Regions from separate parts of the Homo sapiens genome. Here all the other regions are linked to region 1. Evidence: chromatin contacts called from ENCODE Hi-C or POLR2A ChIA-PET data. All regions are on one chromosome and are shown on one strand. The core of a region is the stretch at or near the end of the contact, and the rest is flanking DNA. Distances in the headings are between cores, read along the strand shown.

Region 1 (2,639 bases), core at 65-2,564:
ACATAACTCCAATAATATCACCCTTGCATACTGTCAGAGCTTGCTTAAGTAACAAAGAATTGCTACAAAACAAGTAAAACAGGCACAAAAAAATTTAAGAATCTGTAATGATCACTCATTAATTTCAAGATCGCACACAGTTAATTTCAATCCAACACTTGTCTCTATTTAAGGTATATGAGAAATAAAAATCCAAAGCATTAGCCTGATGATCAGCCAGTTAAAAATACACATTTGAATACGCCGAAGATATTTATAAAGCCAACAGAGATACTATTAATACGTTGAAATTCGCTGGCCAGTGCTGGATTCTACCCTAAATCTTCTACTACTATTCAAGAGAAGCCAAGTAGTCAAGGCTTCTCGTATCACTTGCTTTTAAGAATTTAAGAAGTCACTCAAATTGGCATACACAACCCAACCTCAAAAAAAAAAAAAAAAAAAAAGAGTTCAGCTCTCCATGTGGTAATGTTCTCCTATCTCCTTCCTTTACATTAATGTCCCATGTACTACTTTTCCACGATCTTCGGTAGGCCCCATTTAGGCAGGCCAATAGTACTACCAAGTAACAGGAGTTGAAAAAAGTCGTAACAGTTAAGTCTGCCCTCCCACAGATCTCACTTGGGTGTAGATTTCACAAGCGCTGAAAGCTATACGCTGCCACTGTCAAACCCAGAAGCAGCACCGTCACCCTGCCGTGCCCATAGGCAACTGTTCCAGAATGTTTTCTTTGAAATGATCTCTCCCGGCTCCACACGTTAAACAAGAACTTAAAAGGCCACCTTCTCCCCTAGAGCAGAACCTGATTCTTTCCCGTCCGCTCCTTTATTCGTCCAGCCCCATAAAACCCGAGGCGGGAGGTCCGCTCCCCGGCCCCTAGAGCCAGCGGGTCTCCCAACTGCTCGCCGCACCCACCGTCCACCCCCGACTGCCTCACGCCTCCTCATTCCCCCACAGCCGAGCCTGCACCCCGGCCGGGCCCGCAGCCGAACCCCGGCCCGGGCCTGTGTTGCCTCGAGCGGCCGCAGGCCTAAGGCCTAACCTCCTCTGGGGCCCCTCACCTCTTTCGGGACCAGTTGGTTCTCCTCGCCGGGCACCATCGCTGACTCCGGCCGCTCCTCTCCGCCCTGCCGGGGGAGGGTGGAGGGTGGCGGCGGCTCGCTAGCTCAAGAGAGAATGGCAGCGGCAGTCATCCTCTCCGCCGCCTGCGCTCCAGCAATAGCGGAGGCCTCAGCCTGGGCCTCAGACACCAGCGCGCAGACACCGACCCAGGGCTCCGCCGCCGCCGCCGCCGCTACCACAGCCGCCTTCGTCGTCGGCCCCTCCCCCAGCCCGCTGCAATCAATGGAAAAATGGCGGCGGCCGCTCTCGCGAGAATTCGGCCCGTCGGGCTCCAAGCCCGGCGCCTGGCGTCGGAGGTGGCCGGCACTTGTCGCTAGCTTCTAGTCACCTCGGCTCTTCCTCAGCCCCGGGAGGTACAGAATTGGCGAGACAGCCATGCAAACGCTTTTCGTTAGAGGAGAGCTGGACGTTCCATCTCGGGACTCCCTCTGCCGGCCGGGGAAGGACCAGGCCCACTGTCCTCCCTGCCTTCTCGGGCTCTTCGGACTCTCTGCCCTGCAGGGAAAGACTCGAGCCGAAAGCCCCATCTCTGACCCTAGCAACTCATACCCTTCTGGCTTCCCTTTAGCAAAGCGCCTGGACGTCATCCCCTCTTCAGATACCCCAGGCCTCGTCCTGGTAGAGACACCACCGCGGGCCACCTCCCGGCCCCCGCCCTTAGACACGGCTCTGGCCCTTCCAGTCAGAATGGACAGCGTTTTATTTGCTCCCGTTCACTCTCCTGACGTTCTTTTCCCCTCTCCCCACCCTCCCTCTCAAGGGCCCCCAGCTGGAGGGACCTCAGGGGCCACCCCCTGCTTGGGGAGGCAGCCACCCCTTCCCTTATGAAGCGGTGTCCTCACCGCCCGCCCCCCGCAACTACATTGGAGAGGCGCTCCCCTGCCCTCTTCCAGGGAACTTCCTTCTCCATCAGGGCCAAGTCTGAGACTGAGCTAGCCTTCCAAGAGTAGAGCTGCAGTATGCTTCAACCTGTGATCTCCGTTAACAAGGTTTTTAGAGAATTTTAATCTTCTCTAGTAGTAAGCATGGTGCTTTGTGTTATACTAAACAAAGTTTGCAGAAGTCATTTCTCCAAATCCTGCTTCCATTATGGAGACTCGGCGGGGCTCCTTCATGAAGACTTTTATGGATACAGTGATCTTACAGCATGCTGAGATAATATAATCTTGTCATGTTCCTAACACCCACAGCATTAACTGCCTGCACTTGTGTTCTCCAAACTTTTTTTTATTGTAATCCCGTTACCAAAAAAAAATCCATATACTTATATAAGTTTTATACGTGTCCTGCTGTGTGCAGAATTATAAAACATTTGTAAAATGTAAAAAGGCTAAGACAAAGATGACATAAACATTTAAAATAACTTAGTTATTTTCCATATTAATGGTATAAAAATCTTTGTTATTCTCACTAAAAATATTTAAGGAAATCAATATGATTGACTAGGTTTCGTTAGTTTTAAAAATCTTTAATACTTCGTGAAATAGTTATTAAAATATCTGATTGAACGTCAGGTT
Region 2 (2,639 bases), core at 47-2,546, 1.8 Mb before region 1:
CAGCTGAGAAACTCCCCTGGAGGGCAGATTTTCTGAGAGTATCTTCTGATGTTGTCTTTAAACCAACACTTTTTTTTTTAACATAAAGAATTAAGGGATTCCTGACTGCCATCTAGTCAAAAGCAAACAATATGTATGCCATTACTTCGGAGGGAGTGAGTTCTTGTGCTGCTGAGGCAAAACGAGATGAACTGTCACAGGGATGGCAGGAGGGGTGGAGTGTAGGAGGAGGATCAGCCCCAGTAGTGAGAATTAAAAACTCTTTTGAGTATTTGGCCCTCCACTAGCAGTAAATTAACCTTCAAACCTGACCAAGACACTACCTGAGACCCTCCACTCTCCGACACCGCAGAATCAGACAACTGTTCTTGCTCAACTACTCATAAAAGATTCACAGCCTTCACCTACCACACATAAATCTACCGCGTTTGCTGCTTGTATACTTTGTCCTAACAGACCAACTAATGCCTTCTAGTCCAATAGCCTCCCGTCCACACCTCACATAAAACCTTCTCAGCCACCTTCCGGTTTCAGTAGGTGCCTCTTACTCCAGATCCACGTGTCCCCAGTTCTCCAGAGACCTTCACCTTCAAAACCCAAGCCCGTCCCCCCTTCACTCCCAGCTGATCTCCACCCAGGCCCTATCAATCCTTACTTCTAATAGGCCAACCACACTCCCCGGCCCCGCGCCTTCTCCCTCAGCACCCTTTTCTGAGCATCACCTATTTCCCACCACTTTCTTCCTCCCCAGACCCGGAATCCTGCAATCACTAGGCCTCCCTTTGCCGCTACCCTCCCGCGAGCACGCGGAGCCCGCTGCTCGGCTAACCACCCCGCCCCACCTTCGCCACCTCTAGCGGCCTCCCACCCCAGGCGGCTCCCCGGGCTCCGCGGCTGCAAACCAGGCCCCACCGTACGTCCCCCACGCGGTCCCGGCCCTGTGAAGGGCGGCGGCGGGGCAAAGAGGGGCAGAGACCACCCGGGGTGAGGCGGGCGCCCTCACTTCTGGGCGTACCCGGGCGGGGGCGGGGGCGGGACGGCTGGTCGGCGCCCCCGCCTCGGCCAGGCCTGCAGCCCGAGCTCCCGCAACCACTTCCCGAGCCAGGCGAGGAGGAGCCCGCAGCCCGGCCGCTCCCGCTGGCGCACCCCCTTCTCACCTAGACGCAGAGGCTCAGGCCTCGCTCTCCCACTGGCCGTCCAGCAATAGCTGCGCCGCCGCCGCCGCCGCCGTCGCGCTCTCTTCACTCGCTTTTCCACCGCCCGCGACCGGCTGCTGAAGAGCGGACGGGCAGTGGCACGCCCATTGGCTGAGGCCCGCAGTCGCGTCAGCCGGCCCCGACCGCACCTCGCGACGTGACTGGCTGGAGCGGCGCCTCTTTTCGACATCCGCTTTTGATTGGCTCTCGCGCACACCCTTATCCGCAGGACCAGTCATCCTCCTCCCTGCTTTAGCCTCTCACCCCCAACCCGGTTTCCCTCCGGGCGGGAGTGGGGCGGGAGCGGACGCCCGCGGAACGCGAACGGCCAATGGGGGCGCGGAGAGAGGGCCGGGAGGTGGGCCCTGCGGCCGGGAGGCTCGCGGGGGAATGCTCAGCCAATGGGCCCGCGCCCCACATCTCGAGTCCTGGAGCGCCCCCGCCGGCTGCTGGCGTCCTGTCGGGTCGCGCCCAGGGCCACGCCCGGCTGTCCGTCGCGCGGGAGGGGCGCCAACTCCCAAGGTTGGGAGCACGCAGCGAGGCCCGCGCGGGAGACAGCGGGGCTGCCATTGTGGCGTGCTTAGCGCTATTATGGTGGGGCCCGGGGGCCCTCCGGCCATTGCTGGGCGTGAGGGATCCGTTCGGAGAACTACCAGCTTGGCGGGTGTGGCCCGGGTCGGTGAGAGCGAAGAGCTCTACGGACCCCTGGAGCCTCCACGGGTCTCGCCCAGTCCCAGGGGACTGTGGGCCCATTCATTCCACCTTCCACTTCCTCCAAAATAATTCCCTACAAAACTTACCGGTAGTGATAGGAGTTAGAATAACGTTTACTTCTGAGGGGTGGGGCACGAGGGAACCTATGGAAAGCTGGAAACATTGCGTCTTGATCCTGGTGGTCGTTCCGGGCTGTGTACACATGGAGGAATTCATCGAGCCGGACACTTAATAGTATTACCACATTCATACGGCTCATTTTTAAAAAATAATAAAAGGATCATGAGAATTCTGTAATAATATTACCACAATCTTTGGGCTCCGTGGGACTCCATTGTATAAACAGTCCGCATTAGGATTTAGCTGTCATTCAAAACATGCAAGCCATAGGAAGAAAAAAAAAGATTTGTGAGAAGCAAAAATGAGTGAACGCTCTTGGCACGGTGAATAGCATGCACAGGTTGGTATTTAGGGATGGATGGCTCAGAGTGATTTTTCTGTGGGGATTTAGAGCTTGTTTCAGTGCCTGGCCCTGTTAGTAGCTAAAAGCAGTCATAGTGCTGCATCCAGTTGGAAACTACAAAAGCTCACTGAACTGCCTACTTTGTGGCAGATGTTAAGTTCTGGCTCAGGAAACTAATTTGAATGCCATGGCTTCTGCCTCGATGAGCTCACAGTCTTGCAGCAAGTACTGTCATTTCTGGAGGAGGGCACAGAACACAAAGCTAA
Region 3 (2,639 bases), core at 85-2,584, 1.5 Mb after region 1:
AAGCTCCGGAGGCCCTGGAAGTTGTTCATGCTCTGGCGGTAGCGCTTGACTCGGATGCGGGCGGCATCCGGACTGCTGCGGGCGGGGGGAGGGGGAAGAAAGGCAACTTGAGACCCCATCAAGCAGAGCTTTGGCCCCAACACCGGGAACGGGAGCCATTCTAGAGCCAGAGGGAGCTGGAAACTGCTCGCGCCATCTGAGCTGCGGTCCAGCCCCGACGATCCCCCGGGCCAGGGGAGTGGAGACAGAGAACTCCTCCCGCACACCTTCCTTCCCTCCCGTCCCTGGACAGCACAGGGCGTAGTTACCTGTCTTCGGGGCTTCGAGAGGCACCCTTCATGTCCTGGGGCCGAATAAGGGTCTGGGCAGGCCCGGCCTTCACGTCAGCGAGCCCGGTGGGGTAGCTGCTGGACATCCGCAGTTCCCTCTTCCCACGACTCAGAGCCCACTTATTCCACCTGGAAAACACAAGCAGACCCGATTCGCGTGCGTTCAGGTGACGCCCAGGCCTGTCCCTGCTCCCATTCACTTCTAGACCTTCGGGACCAACGGTCAGTTCCCCTTGCCTGCCAGGTACCAGCAAGGGGGAAGGCGCTGCCCGGACTCACTTCTTTCGAAACTCCGACGCGACATCCAACCGAGCGGTGTCAGCGCCTAGGAAGGCGAGCGAACCCAGGTACATCAGGGCGACGGAAACCAGCTTCATCCCGGCTGCGAAGCGCAGACCCTGGAAAAGAAGAAAGAGAGTCGAGCGTGAGCACCCGGGCCAGCTGCACCGCCCGGGCGGGGCACGGAGGGCGGGCAGGGGCCCCGGCGAGGCGGGTTTAGCCCGCGCTTTCCCTGGCTCAGACGCTTATCTCCCTCCGCGCAGAGAGGCGCCAGAGGCGTTTGCACGCGCCGGCCGGGTGACAGGCCCCGCAGGGGAGGCCGCTGCACCCCGCCAGGCTCCCAGAGGGTCTCTGCTCAACTTCTTGGAACTTGGCTGACGGAGCAGAGGGGACTGGGTCTCTGGACCTCCAGCTGTGTGCACGAGCTGGGCCCAGGATATGGGGTGTATCTATCTCTCAGAGAACCCTCCAAAGTGGGTTGTTCCCCTCACCCAGCGCTCCCAGTTTAGGGCCTTGGCAAGCACTGCCCCCCACCCCACCTCTTAACCCGCAGGGTCTGCGGCACCTACCTGCTAAGAGAGTGATCTGCCAAGTACTTGAAGGAGAAAGTCTCAGACGTCCCACTGGCAATGGCAAAACTCCGAAGTCCAAGCCCAGCTGCAGTGAGAAGCCCGAAGTGGCAAGGCTTGAGCTGTTCTATCCAGTGTCACCAAGAAACCACTGAGTGGCCAGCTCTGGTTCCTGTGCTTTATAAGCGCACGGGTGGGGGAGCGGCGGGGCGGGGCCTGGGCTGCCCGGTTGCCTTCCCTTTCTTTCCTCAGCCACGCGCGCTCCTGCTCTCGGACGCGCGCATTGCTTCCTTTGGGGCTGGAGTTGGGATGGGGGGAGGGGGGAGCGGGGGAGAGGAGGTCCCTCGTGCCCAGAGGGCTTAGGTATGGGCTCCAGGCGGTTGGTGCAGGAACTGCCACAGCCCTCTTTGGGCACAGGGTTCAGACAGTACGCCGGAGCGAAGGGGCGCCACTACAACCTCTTGAGGTCCTTATCCAGGACCCATGCGGCCCGGAGTGCAAAGCCTCCTGGCGAAGAACAGCAAGAGCCCGCGGAAGGGACAGCGCGGATGGCCCGAGCCCTGGACCTGGGGAGCTGTGGCCTCAAGTGGACCGCGCCCCCCTGCCGGCTTGGCGCCTGACCGGGCCGCGACCCCAGACTCCCGCGGAGGGGCCGGGGCAGGGACGGAGCAAAGCCGAGAGGAGCAGGACTCACTAGTCCCCCAGAGGACCAAGACCCCGGCGTTTCGGGGTGAGCTAGTAAGATTTCACGGTAGGGACAAGGCTCAGAAAAGCTAAATTGAGAATTGGGATTTGGAGGGGGGAATTATCTGAAATTTCAGAATTTTCATTTCTATTTGGAAACATAGGAATAACCAAAATTAGGAGGAAATATACTGTTTCATTTTGCCTCCTTGTAATCCTATTATGCCTTATAAGGTCATAACCTGAGATTGTGCCTGGCTGCCTTCATTAATCCATCGTAAACGTGAGGACTGACTGCCAGGGAGCACACTAACGCTTCACGTATGCTAATCATTTTACAGTTTACCAAGCACGGCCACATCCCAGTCTACTTTGAGCTTCACAGCCACCCTTGAGTCAGGCAAGGAAGGTAACATTCCTTTTCCCATTTCAGCAGGTAGAAAATTCAAGCTCAGAGAGGGGAGGTATCTGCAGAGAGGGGAAGTCACCCTGCAGGTAGGAAGCAGCAGAGTCCCTACTCGGCCCGACACGCTAGCACGGCCGACTGGGGCGCGGCGTGGATTCCTCTAGGCTGGGGTCACCAACTTCTCAAGGGGCAAAGGAGAGTCCTAGCCCCCGCCCAAAGAATTTGTGCCTGTTCATGATGAATCACGCTAGACACGTTTGTCACCCGTTTGTGCTCTTTCATCACAGCTTCTTCTCTTTCTTACTTCTCTCCTGGGGGCCAAACTGGGAAGGAAAGGCTAAGCCACGGGGCTTCCTGCTTCGTGCTTGTGGG
Region 4 (2,639 bases), core at 1-2,500, 1.4 Mb after region 1:
GCCACAGTCCCTCCAGAAAGGAAGCCCAGTGCCACTGAAATCCCCTCGTTATACGAAGGAAGCTGGTTCCTACTCTTGCCAGACTCCCCTTGCAGAAGCCCCGACACAGACCTGAGCCTGGCTCCATGACTGGTCCTGAAGATGCCACTCAAGTGATGCACCCGGGTGAGGTGCTGCCTGCCACCCAGGAGGCTCAGCTGAGTCAGTGCGTGCGTGCAGCTGGCTGGGTCCTGTCTGCCGGCTGGAGTAGGAGGTCTCTGTTTTGCATATCTGTGAGCAGCAGTGAGCCAGAGCAGGAAAAGCCTGGGCTGGAAATTCTCTCGTGAATATGAAATATGAGTGGAAAATTTCCAAGAGCCCTGAAGTCCCCAGGTAATCCCAGTTATCCAAAACAAAATGGCTGTGGTATCCTGAATGCAGTGTCCTGGCCCTCTTCACAGCCCTCACAAGAGGAAACTAAAGCGGCGGCTTCCTCTTTACAACAGTAAACTCAGCCGTCCTGCCCAGCTGCAGGAGATAAGCCACAGCCTCCCTCTAACGCCCAGCCTCCTCCTGAAAGCTGAGTAGCAACGAGCGATATCATCACCTTTGCTGCTTCCGTTCTGAACGTGCTTCAGGCCTGGCTGCATTTTATCAAGGGGATTGGTCTCAGGTACAGCCCGACCTGCCTCTTCTCAGAAAGCCCCCCTAAAGCAGCCCTCCCAAGGGCACCCCATAACTGCCAGGGGGAGCTTCAATCCCAGTTGCTAATACAATCCCCTCCATCCCCTCCTCCTCTGAAAGGGAAAGACCATGAACTGCTTCCACCTTTCCCAGGAAAGGACAGAGACTCAGGGAGCAGGAACTGCCTCAGCACAGAGGCGGACAGAGGACAGGGGCAGGCTAGGATGAAAAGCTGACAGCCCCATCCCACTCCTTCCTTTCTTCCCAGAAGGAAGCCCACATCACAGGTGACTGCGAAGCCTGATAAGCTTTACCAGAACCCCCACCCCCATCCACACACACAGAAAAGGAGTACACCCCAACTGACCCACCGGAGCCCACCCCAAACCCTCCCCTGCTTACAGCCGCTCACTGCTCCCACGTGGGCCTCCAGCTCCGAGCGCTGGCTGGACTCTGCCACTCCTCCTGGGGAAGGTGGAGCCTGCCTCAAGTGACCCACAGGAGCAATCCTCTAAAACCAAGCAGGGTTGATTAAAATGGCATCACAGGGTGCAAAGCTCTGATCTTCATCTGCCCTTTAGGAGAGTGGGAAGGCTCAGAACAGACACATAGCCTCCCAGTGACTTAGGCAAATCCTGTGGTCCTGGGAAATAACCATGAGCAAAATGGCTATTTCTGTGGTGCTGTTGAAATCCTGGGGAGAAGAGCTCAGGAAGGATGGGTCAGTTGTTTACCGGGAGGCTAGCTGTAACCCTGACTTGGGCCTGAGTCACCTCCGCATGTCCAATCGTGAGGTTGTGTCTTACTGAGCTCACATCATAATTCCTGTGTGCACAGAGCAGTATTACAGGGTTGACACATGATCCTCGGGCTGCTGCTGGGCTTTAGCTACCCAGAGATTACGGCCCACCTGTCCTCACAGCTGTTTCATAAACAGTGCAACCAGCAGGCTACAAGCAACCTAGAGGGAGGGTAATATTTATTCATTAAACAATTAAATGAACTTACAGTATGAGAAAAAAATCCAAGCCCTTAGTACTATTCTGCCAGAAGGAGGAGGGGCAGATGACTTTTTCTGCTAGTGTTTTGGGGAAAGGGGAGGTAGAGTGGGGACTGCAGTGGGAGGATTCCAGCCCAAGGATTTAAGTCCGACACGTTCAGGGAATTTTATTCTGCACCTTTAACCGGATCCCAGCTAGCCTTAGTCTAAACAAGCATTTTTCAAAGTGCAGTCTGCAGAACATGAAAGGTCAGAAGGCTTGGAAAACACTGCATCCTGTAGTCCCTTATGGGTATTCATGCACAGTTTCTACTAGCAAATTCAACACCTGAGAAGTCCTGCAGTAAAGAAAGCTGCTTAACTTTGTTTAACCCGACGCACTTATTTGACCATCCTAGAACTGCTGTCATAGGAAAAAAACACCTATTAATATCTTGTGGTATCGGCTTTGGGAAACACCCTCCACCTTGAGTCTTCATTTTCCAACTTAGAGAAAGCTGCCTTCCTGGAGCCCAGTTTACAGGTATGAGACCCATTGCATCGGGTTCAGACAGAAACCAGCAGCAGCTCCACTAAGATGACACAGGTTGTAACAATGACCAAGGGTCCTGCTGAAGCCAAAAGGCGGGAAGACTCCCCAGAACATGGGCAGTTTAGAAGAAAAATACAGTTCTGTCCCAGAAGAGCAAGCTCTTCTCAGGACCTCACAATTCCACCTTGAGCCTAACTTGTTGCTGCTTCTTGCAGCCAAGATGTCTCTGTGGACTGAAGAGCACTGATCCCAAGCTCAAAGCCTTATTTCCCTTTCGAACAAACATCAAGACAATTTATGATAACCAGATACAGGGCCCGCTTCTCCTGCCCGAGACTAGACTGCATCCCCTTTTATCACTTAAGCACCCCTTACAAACTCTAAAAGACAGGAGAGGACGGAATCAAATTATGTCTCATCAAGAAAGATATCGGCCGGGCATGG
Region 5 (2,639 bases), core at 65-2,564, 1.3 Mb after region 1:
AGAACTTCCAATACAATGTTTAATTGAAGGCAATTTTTACAGAGTAATATTTCTAACTCCCAGGCCCGGATTAGGCTGAACTATGGAATCTTGTTGAATTTGATATCTTTTGGAATTTATTAAATCATTATTTATACTTCATTTTTAAGCTTTTTCCTTTTCCAGTGTTCAAATATTCATCAAATGTTCAAATATTGAACAAGTACCATGCTGGCTGTCAGGGAAATAATGGTGCACAAACAGGCATGGACCTAGCGCTAATGAAGTCTTACCGTACTACCGAGGCAGTTTAAAACAGGAATTAAAAACACAGGTTCAGGGTTCTGTCTGCTTGGGTTTGAATCTGGCTCTGCTCCTTAATGGTTGTTTGACCTTGGAAAAGTTAATCGACTTTTCTAAGCCTGTGTCTTAGTGAAGGTATTAATAATACCTACTCACAGGATTGCTGTGAAGATTAAACGAATTAATACCTTTAAAGTCCTTAAAATACGGTTTGACATATAGTAAATGGTCAAAGAGTATTATTATTAGAGGGAAGAATTAGCTCTTCACAAGGTGAATCTACAAGTGACTGGTGAAGGAGGGGTGTACAAACAAGAAACATAAAAACCAGTTTAACTGCTAAGCATAGAGGCAGCAGTGTCAGCTGTACCTGGGTTAAAATCCTTGCTCTGCTGTTTATTGTCTAGGCAACTTTGACCAGACGACTTAAACAAGAGCAATGCCCGTAAAGTGCCTAGTGCAGTATTTGGCACACAACAGATGCTTAAAAGACAGCAATTACTGATTCAGACGTCCCGCAGAGCAGTAATATCACTAACATGTGCTCATCATCATATCTATCATTTATCAAAGCTCAGGATTTTGAACCTTGTAATTACTTTTCATACATTCTCTTATGCTTAACAACTCGGCTAGGTGAACACAATCCATTGCCTCATAAAGAAACAAGATGACCTTTGTGTATCTATCATCAGTGGGGAGGCTGGAGGTCTGGGAAGTGGTACCTTGGAGCCCAACTGTTGACCAAACCAGGGCTCTCAGTGCGGCCTTGGTCGCCAGCGGGGCGCTCCACTTTCCGCTCCGGAGATGGCACCAGGAGAGATGGGAGTCTGCCAGGCTGTTTCCATGGCCACCTCATGAAGCCCCTGCTCCGGGAGCGTGACAGGCGAGACTCTCCTTCGCCGCCACCTCTCGTCTCAGATGACCATCTGGGCTCGAAAGCCCTCAGGAGCTGCGGAGCGCGGGTCGGTAGGGGCGCTGCAGAGGAAGGTTGGGCGCCGTCTCCCGGCAACGCGCGGGGGGCGGGGCTTTGCGTCACAGAGGTGCGACCGGGTCCCGGCCTGAGTCGCGGCCACCCGCAGGTCTGAGCTGTGGGCTGAGGCAGCGCAGCCGCTGCCGCAGGGTGCGCGATGCCTTGAACCTGGGGTGAGCTCCGCGGCGCTGTCCTTTCGTGTTTCCCTTGCTAGCTGCTCCAGGACTCTGGGTCTGGGAAGAGAAACCCCAGAGGGCCCTCCGCTGCCGAGCCAGGCTTCCGCGGGGAGACAGGCCTAGCCCCGCCGCCCTCCCCGGGCCTCGGATTGGGGCGTGGGGACGGCTGGGGAGGCCATTCTATTGACGCCCGTCTTCTGCCCGGCGGGTTCCAGTTGCCCGGGGTGGCGGTGGCTTGTCCCGCCTCGGGGTGGTTCTGAGGGACCCGGAGAGAGTTTTTCCTTCTCTATCCCAAAACGGTTGTTTGAATATTGCCGCCGGCTCAGTCATTCGGCCGCCGGACTTAGCTGTTGGTTAAATGTCCAGGTGCGCTTGAGGAGGGGCTGAGGCGGCGTAGCCAGAGCGAGCGCTAGGGTGGCCCGCGGGCTCGGTCTCCGCCGGGCTGGACACCCAAATAAGAAACCTTTTGCCTGGGACGATAGCTCAGAAATAGCCACGTCGATCTACTTAGCCAGCCCCACACTTATGAATTGGCTTAGGCTGCTACCCTTCCCAAAGGTCTTTCCTTGTCAAACTAGCTGCTACCTTGAGACCCGGCTAAGAAAAGAACGTTTTCTTGCTAATAATAAGAAGGTAGTGATTACACAGCAGGAGCAGAAGGCTTCTGTGTTAGCTTTTGAAATTATTCCTTCAGTTATTTGTCTCGGCGTTACAAAATGTGGATTTACGATTGTTATTGAAATCGATCCCTATGCCCCTTATTAAAGGTAGTGTACCTTTTATATTCTGACACTGTCCTATTTAGCGGTGCCAGCTAATTCAGTTCTTGCCTCTGGCATATATATAAAGCTGCTGGAACACTTTCAATTGTTTATAATTCTTACATCTTCAGCACGAATTTATTCGTTTTCACTCCCTTCTGCCCATTCTTCTTGCTATAAAATGACCTCTACCCATTCAGAATTTTGTCTGGGGGCATGAGCTGCCACCGGCCGACGATCCTAAATTAGTCACCTCCATGTCGAAGTCACCCGTCTGAGAAGTGATGCTTTCTGAATTCAGAGCTCAAAAATAGTATGGATTTTTATCCTTTTCTTTCACATTGCCTGACTTCAGTTTCTAGAACTTTTTCTCAAGAATATGACTATATGTTTCAAAAATTAATATTTGTCATTTGGTGTAAATGAACTTTATATTCGATGTGTGTA

Evidence for each region. Hi-C counts contacts between places; a loop is a spot of excess contacts on that map. ChIA-PET counts read pairs that join two places held with the same protein, here RNA polymerase II (POLR2A). Pooled maps may share reads with other maps.
Region 2: a loop to region 1 is called in a map of CD8-positive, alpha-beta T cell, with 13 times the contacts of the local background. The contact joins the promoter of FAR1 here to the promoter of USP47 in region 1. A Hi-C loop is called at or near these places in 2 of 168 maps with a recorded cell type or tissue (CD8-positive, alpha-beta T cell and naive thymus-derived CD4-positive, alpha-beta T cell), 2 of 37 single-sample maps with no recorded cell type and 9 of 50 pooled maps.
Region 3: a map of naive thymus-derived CD4-positive, alpha-beta T cell shows a loop between it and region 1 (6-fold over the local background). The contact joins the promoter of ADM here to the promoter of USP47 in region 1. A Hi-C loop is called at or near these places in 3 of 168 maps with a recorded cell type or tissue (B cell, CD14-positive monocyte and naive thymus-derived CD4-positive, alpha-beta T cell), 6 of 37 single-sample maps with no recorded cell type and 13 of 50 pooled maps. POLR2A ChIA-PET finds 5 or more read pairs at or near these places in 1 of 52 experiments (activated CD4-positive, alpha-beta T cell).
Region 4: a map of CD8-positive, alpha-beta T cell shows a loop between it and region 1 (4-fold over the local background). The contact joins the promoter of AMPD3 here to the promoter of USP47 in region 1. A Hi-C loop is called at or near these places in 6 of 168 maps with a recorded cell type or tissue (CD4-positive, alpha-beta T cell, CD4-positive, alpha-beta memory T cell, CD8-positive, alpha-beta T cell and 1 more), 9 of 37 single-sample maps with no recorded cell type and 15 of 50 pooled maps. POLR2A ChIA-PET finds 5 or more read pairs at or near these places in 2 of 52 experiments (CD4-positive, alpha-beta memory T cell and activated T-cell).
Region 5: a loop to region 1 is called in a map of naive thymus-derived CD4-positive, alpha-beta T cell, with 8 times the contacts of the local background. The contact joins the promoter of IRAG1-AS1 here to the promoter of USP47 in region 1. A Hi-C loop is called at or near these places in 1 of 168 maps with a recorded cell type or tissue (naive thymus-derived CD4-positive, alpha-beta T cell), 1 of 37 single-sample maps with no recorded cell type and 8 of 50 pooled maps.

The regions. Positions count from the first base shown.
Region 1 is chr11:11,840,647-11,843,285 of GRCh38, reverse strand. It overlaps USP47 (ubiquitin specific peptidase 47), which reads right to left and starts at 1,314. Exons shown (of 28, transcript NM_001282659.2): 1 at 1,062-1,314. The coding sequence starts at 1,100. LOC107984311 (a long non-coding RNA gene) reads left to right here and starts at 1,445. Exons shown (of 4, transcript XR_001748134.3): 1 at 1,445-2,111. RefSeq lists enhancers at 1,071-1,210, 509-1,372, 1,421-1,590, 1,373-2,238.
Region 2 is chr11:13,667,325-13,669,963 of GRCh38, reverse strand. It overlaps FAR1 (fatty acyl-CoA reductase 1), which reads right to left and starts at 1,296. Exons shown (of 12, transcript NM_032228.6): 1 at 1,158-1,296. RefSeq lists an enhancer at 737-786 and silencers at 867-1,146, 1,257-1,746.
Region 3 is chr11:10,303,768-10,306,406 of GRCh38, reverse strand. ADM (adrenomedullin) reads right to left here and starts at 1,334. Exons shown (of 4, transcript NM_001124.3): 1 at 1,178-1,334; 2 at 609-727; 3 at 309-458; 4 at 1-75. The coding sequence starts at 706. It also overlaps a transcript of SBF2 not described here. RefSeq lists silencers at 743-792, 813-862, 1,543-1,592, 1,773-1,872, 2,363-2,422.
Region 4 is chr11:10,453,875-10,456,513 of GRCh38, reverse strand. AMPD3 (adenosine monophosphate deaminase 3) reads right to left here and starts at 1,250. Exons shown (of 15, transcript NM_001025389.2): 1 at 1,066-1,250. RefSeq lists an enhancer at 326-375.
Region 5 is chr11:10,539,911-10,542,549 of GRCh38, reverse strand. It overlaps IRAG1-AS1 (IRAG1 antisense RNA 1), which reads right to left and starts at 1,314. Exons shown (of 4, transcript NR_046375.1): 1 at 1,008-1,314. RNF141 (ring finger protein 141) reads left to right here and starts at 1,363. Exons shown (of 6, transcript NM_016422.4): 1 at 1,363-1,428. RefSeq lists an enhancer at 1,178-1,287.